Linked DNA regions of Mus musculus: region 1 is linked to region 2. The links are chromatin loops, found by intact Hi-C in ENCODE. Cell type or tissue: heart. All regions are shown on one strand. Each heading gives the region's core, and the rest is flanking DNA. Links, peaks and the distances in the headings are about the cores only. Region 1 overlaps Sorcs2 (sortilin-related VPS10 domain containing receptor 2). Region 2 overlaps Afap1 (actin filament associated protein 1).

Region 1 (2,912 bases), core at 140-2,639, 240 kb after region 2:
TATGTCAAAGATTCCATAATTAAAGAGAAGCCAGGGGAAAGGGATGCTCTCCACCCCCGACAGAGAGGACAGGTTCCAGCCAAGCCTGGAGGGGAAGCCCGGATCATCCCACTCCAGTGCCACTGAGGCTGCTCCTGGCTGCCTGTGTAGCAGGCCCCAAGGTCTCATATACCTGTGGGATGCCACAGGGGTGGCTCTGGTAGAGTCCTCTGTCTGGGTCGTGGAAGTGTGGCCCTAATTCAAATTCACCTTCTTCAATAGCTACCTTCAATGTAGATCCTGCAGGCTGTAACCCAGGCGGGAGGGCAGGAGTAAGCAGGTAGACCATAGCCAGCTTTCTCCTGGCTCAGAATATGCCCTGCCTCCTTTCCCTGCTTGACAGCATCTGAACTGACTGTATTCTTGGGCTTCTCCAATAAAGACCTCATCAACATAAAGAATCTTCAAGATCCCAGGAGTGTTTCCCTAAAACCACACTATCTCTATGACTCAGGCACACATCCATGTATCCACCCATCCATCTGTCCTTCCACCTATCCACTCATCAACCCACTTACCCAGCTATTGTTCCATCCGGCTAGCTACATACAGACACGCATATGCACACATACACATATACACACATCTATATACCATCTATCCATCATCTCCATTCATTTGTTCACCCATCTGTCCACCGACCCATGCATTCAAGGCCAACGTGCATTCCGAGCACCAGTCAGTACTTGGTTATGGCATCCTGTGATCAACTGTATGGCCTTGAGAGGTCTCCGTGCTCATGACTTGTGTTCTAGTAATAGCAGAAGCAGTATAAGCAAGGAAACAGAAACTTCCATGAGAGAGGTAACAAAGAACCTTGCCGGGGGTGGGGGAGGGCTCTGTACACTGAGTGGCCTCCTTAGGGAAGCTGCACTAACTAGATGAGGATAAAGTCAGGACTGAGGGGCAATGCTAAGTGCATGCCAGACAGGAGCCAGCACACACAGACACCTACAGACACCCGGGTAAAGTCCAGCTTGACCAGATACTACCAGTGGGCTGCTTAGCACTGCAGAGACTCCCAGGTTGTCTGGAAGCAACAGGCCTGTTGTCTTATGGACAAGCGGTATCGGAATTTCCTAGCACTTGTTTAGAACGCAGCCTAAGGTCCCACCTCAGAGCCTGGCATCCTGATCAGCATATCATCTACATTCTGAGTCCTGGGCAGAGATGCAAGGCTGAACTGGTTTCTCTGCACCAACCACATTCACTGGGGTAAAACAGCACCCCCAGGTGGCCAACACTGGTTCTCGACGGGCCTGAAAGATGTGAATTCCACATTAAAAAATACATGTAGGGTCCTTCAGTGAAACTTCAGTTATGTGGGAGGCCATTAGGAAAGCAAGTTTTAAAAGGCTGGGGACAATAGTGGGGACAAAATGCTGAGAACATGAACCCCAGGCACTGTGCAGGGGCTCCCGAGAGGCTGATCTCAGTGTGTCCGTAGGGCTGGCCGAGTTTTAACACTCAAAACCCATTCCTGGGACCCATTCCATTCTAACAGTCTGTCACGACCTTGACTGCCTCTGTGCCTTGCCTGGGGGTGGGGGTGGGGGCTCCAGAAGCATGGAAGGGCCCAGCAACACTCTCCCAGAGAGGAGGGTGGGTGGTAGCAGACACAACACTGTGCTGTGAATTTCTCTTTATCTCATGTTACAGCGCTGTTATAGAGCAGAGACAAATATCACACAAAACCCTCAGAGACCAAGAGCACCCGCATCCTCACACCCCTGTGGTGCTCCAGCTCTGCCTGCCAGCCTCCACATCTGGATCATCAAGGGGTTTCAGTAGAGGGTTGGAATGGCAGATGTGAGCCATGAGGGGGCACTGAGTCCATCCATGGCACCAGACTGTGTGTTTTTCAAGTCCATGGGTCTTCTGGGAAAGGATGGGCGGAGACACGGTAGCCAGCTGAGGAGGGCAGCCAGGATCTAGCCATGGATGAAGAGGGACAAAAAGAGTGTGGCTGGGGAACAGAGAACAGGGCAAGAGCCAGTCGCCATTTAGAAAACCAATGGCATCCCCAGAGCTTAATGACAGAGCATGTCATGGGTTGAGGGGTAGCTCCCTCGAAGAGATATTCACGTCCTGAACCCCATAAATTACCAGGGGTCTTTACAGAGGTGGCTCAGTTAAGATTCTCGAGATGAGATGTCCCAAATTGTCTGCTCAGACCCTAAATCCAGCAGCCACTGTCTTTAGAAGGAATACACAGCGAGACAGCCATGTGGAGGCAGAGGCAGGGGGGCTGACTCAATAACTCAGCTGGTAAAGTGTCCACTGTGCAAGCGGGAGAACCCGAGTTCAATGCCTGGAACCCACGGAAACAATGCAGACACTGGGGTACACACTTCTAGAGCTGGGGAAGTGGAGTCAGGAGTATCCTGGGGTTTGCTGATCAGCCTGCTTAGCCCGCTGGGCCAGCTCCAGGCCAGTGAGAGATTCTGCCTTAAAAACAAGACGGCAACAAAAGCGACTGTCTCCAAAGGAACGGCACTGAGGATTGACCTTTGGCTGCCACAGGCACGTGTGCACGGAGGCACGCACACCTGCACACTGTGTCCACATGCACCTGGGCAGTATTGTCACATGCGTATCAACACACAGCAGCAAGGTCTCAGTGACACAGCCACCAGGGGCTGGCAGGGACACGATGACCTCCTTTCCCAGTCTTCAGGGGAAACACTGCCCTGTAACGCCATGGTTTGAACCCTGGAGAGTCCCTGGCTGTTGTTTTAAGTTCCCCAGTTGTGGTCATTTGTCCCAGTAGCACAGTAGCCACTGTGCCCAGAGTTTTAAGGATGGACAGAGTGTGCTGACTCTAGCTTGAATGAGGAAGCCTTAGGTAGGCCCTGTGAGCCCAGAGAAAAATG
Region 2 (2,912 bases), core at 164-2,663:
ACTTGGCATCTGTGTGGTGAATCTTTGCCAAATGATTATAAGAATTATCAGCAATTGTGTCTGACTGAAGGGAAGAGAAAAATAAGGTATTGAAAAGGGACAAGAAACAGAGAAAAAAACATCTTGTGGGATTGTCCTGGGAGATGGGCATGCTGGGGTGTAAATGGTGCTGGACACCGAGGCTGACCAAAGGCCATGGGTCATGTGACAGAAGGACATCATCCCCTGAAGCTCTCCCAAGTGTTGCCCACTGTAGGCCCAGCAGAGCATGGTGGTGGTAATATGCTTTTGACTGACTGGAGCGGGACAGGGTGGGGAGAGCCACCTTCCAGCCACCATCTGCAGGTCCCTGCATTTGCATATAGCATTCCCTGGGATGGCCTTATGTTTTAGAGTCAGACTCATTTGTACTTACACACTTGGCTGAAAGTCACTTTGGAAAAAGTGCCAGAAGGGAGTGGGAAGCCCCTGCTTATTATTCTTGGCTTCATGTGAGTTGGCCTGTGCCCCGCCCTCAAACGTTGGAATATTCTGGCCAGTGGAGAAGGCCTCTGCCAACAAGGATGTGTGTGTGTCATGATTCTCAAATCCTTCAAACATCTCCAATGACGGAATCAGAAATATGCCCAGTTAGAGACCCGGGCTCTGCTGACTGTCTTTGATCTTCCTGATATCTGTGCATAAGTGTGAGTACTGGACAGGTTGCCAGAACCTGACGCTGCAGAGCAAGTTGTAGTTCCTGCGATGTGGAGGAGAAAGAGTTCTGTGCACACACGTGCCACACTGAGCGGTCAGCAGTAGCCGTGCTCAGTGCCGGCAGGTGAAGGCACACTTGGTATCCTGCCATTCTTCCATGTATCACGTCTCATTCACAACTGTTCCCGGACTGTCCTCAACTGAGACATTCAGTCAATGCCTTGAATGCGCATGTGAAACACGCAGGAACTCCTAAGTGGCTAGTGAATATCTTCTTCTTGAATTTCCTCCTTCCTGTCCATTTAACTTCCCTACACTTGATTTGCTAAAGACTAAGCATAGAATAATTAAATCAATGTTCATAAGCTAGGAAGTGTAAGATGCTGTATCTGCAGAAAGGGTTGGGGGAGCCATGCTTTCCAGCTTCTTCCAGCAGGGGGCAGCAATGCACTGTGAGAGAGTGTGGCCATTAGGGTGTGCAGAGCCACAGGAGTGGCCGTGTTGCCCTAAGCTACTTTCCCCAGAGAAACGATTTTGGGGGAAATACATTTGTTGGTTAAGTTTCTGTGATTTTAGTTTCCCTAGTTAGGAGCAAATGCTATCTTGCTTATTTCTTCCTGGGGTTTTACAGTTGTCCCGAAACAAGCCCAGCTTCCTAAGAGGCCAGCTCATCTCTCCTCGTGCTCTGGAAATTGGGGTGACAGTACACCCAGAAGCTTGTGTTCTAGTGAGGAGAGGCAGGCAAGGAGCAGGGACAGAATAGGCTAGGTTGGGACACAAATGAAAGTCAGCATTGCGGAGGGAAGGGGATTCTTGACGGCAAGGAAGGGCACCCTCATCCCACCTCCCCGGGGCACACTGTTGGGAGGAGCCATGCTCTGAGTGGGCAGAGTGAAAAGCAGAAGGGGCTGAAGAGCTCCAGCACCTTCCTGACCCCATGCAGGCAAGGAAGGAGGAAGCCGGACGAGCCAGGGGCAGAGCTGGAGTCTGCTTCAGGTGGCCTGCCCTGGACAGTGTTTTGCTTCATTGTTTTGGTGACGTTGGAAGCTTCCTCTGGGTAGTGAGGTAGTGATATGCATCAGGCTGGTGTGCTCTGAGTCTCTGAGAAGCAAGGGCAGAGAAGAGAGGCAAACTGCCCCTTTCTGAGGTGCAGACTCTTGTTCTGCCCTTGTGGCCACCAGGTCTGGGTCTTCTCACAGCAGGTGACACCCTCGTTCTCTGTGGACTCCAGCAGGGAGCCACTGCTTTGACCCTGTCCTGAAGATCAAAAGCTCTGTCCCCTTCAGATGTCATTCACAAATGCAGCTTGTCACCCATGCTCAATTACAGAACAGATGTTAACCTGAGGTTCTCTCAACCCCATGGACCTCCCTAGACCTCAGGAAGTGGTTCATTTGCTAGGTCATTGGTGTGTTAGGAATCCACCAGTGTGGAGCTCTTGGGTAGGAGGGGCAGTGCGTGAGTTATGGAAGACCAGGGCTTCCTCTTCTTCCCTGGGTACAGCGCCCTCTCCCTGGATCTAGCACCTTCCTTGGGTACACGCCTTCTTGGAGTACAGAGGCTTTCCTGGGTACAATGCTTTCCCTGAGTACAGTGCGCTCCCAGAGTGAACACCTTTCCTGGGTACATCTTCTCTCTGGGTGCACCCTTCTGTGTATAGTGCCTTCCCTGGGCGAATCTCCTTCCTGCTGTCTTCATTGCAGAAGCTCTTCCGCCCTGTCATATCGTAGTGGAAAGTCCCAGACTGTGATCATAGGGCTGTCTCCTCGGCCACCGGCACCTCTATCCCCAAATCCTTGTGGCTTACCAGGACGGACGGCCGCTCGTTATGATGGGCGGAGGTGGCTTGTTACCATTAGGGAATTCCAAGGATGTAGGGGCTCTGGCCAAGAACAGGAACCCAATCATGTATCTCGCGTATCCCGGCAGCATGGGCTTCTGAAGCCCTAGCCTGGGTACTCACAGTGTTCGCAGCAGATCCAGGACCAGCTGAAGGTACGCTGTGTGGCTGCCAGAGACCACGAGTGCTTGCTGAACAGCCGCAAACATCCCAGAGATGGCCAGGTAGTGGTGTAGACCATGCCCTCCCCTGCCTTTGGGAATGGCCAGACTGCAGACAGAACAAACCTGGCCCACACTTGTCAGAAAGAACTGCTGTGCCCTCCCTGTGTTGAGCGTTCCCCGCCATGATGAAATAGGAAAACAATGGTGGCTGT

The links. Hi-C counts contacts between places; a loop is a spot of excess contacts. Peaks named below come from ENCODE experiments on the same cell type or tissue, not always from the same donor. Only the 100,000 strongest peaks of a DNase experiment are listed, where the experiment ranks them.
Region 1: a loop joins it to region 2, with 4 times the contacts of the local background. A loop is called at or near these places in 4 of 42 quality-filtered maps.

What each region holds. Positions count from the first base shown.
Region 1 is chr5:36,222,726-36,225,637 of GRCm38, forward strand. The region is part of intron 2 of Sorcs2 (sortilin-related VPS10 domain containing receptor 2); the gene reads right to left. Among named protein-coding and RNA genes, the nearest start is that of Psapl1, 20 kb to the left of the region's middle. In heart, for the core only: a CTCF peak has its summit at 1,284 (motif pointing left); no DNase peak of the experiment used is centred there; H3K27me3 peaks cover 404 bases.
Region 2 is chr5:35,981,059-35,983,970 of GRCm38, forward strand. The region is part of intron 11 of Afap1 (actin filament associated protein 1); the gene reads left to right. Among named protein-coding and RNA genes, the nearest start is that of Afap1, 89 kb to the left of the region's middle. In heart, for the core only: a CTCF peak has its summit at 1,124 (motif pointing right); a DNase peak (open chromatin) is centred at 1,163; H3K27ac peaks cover 427 bases.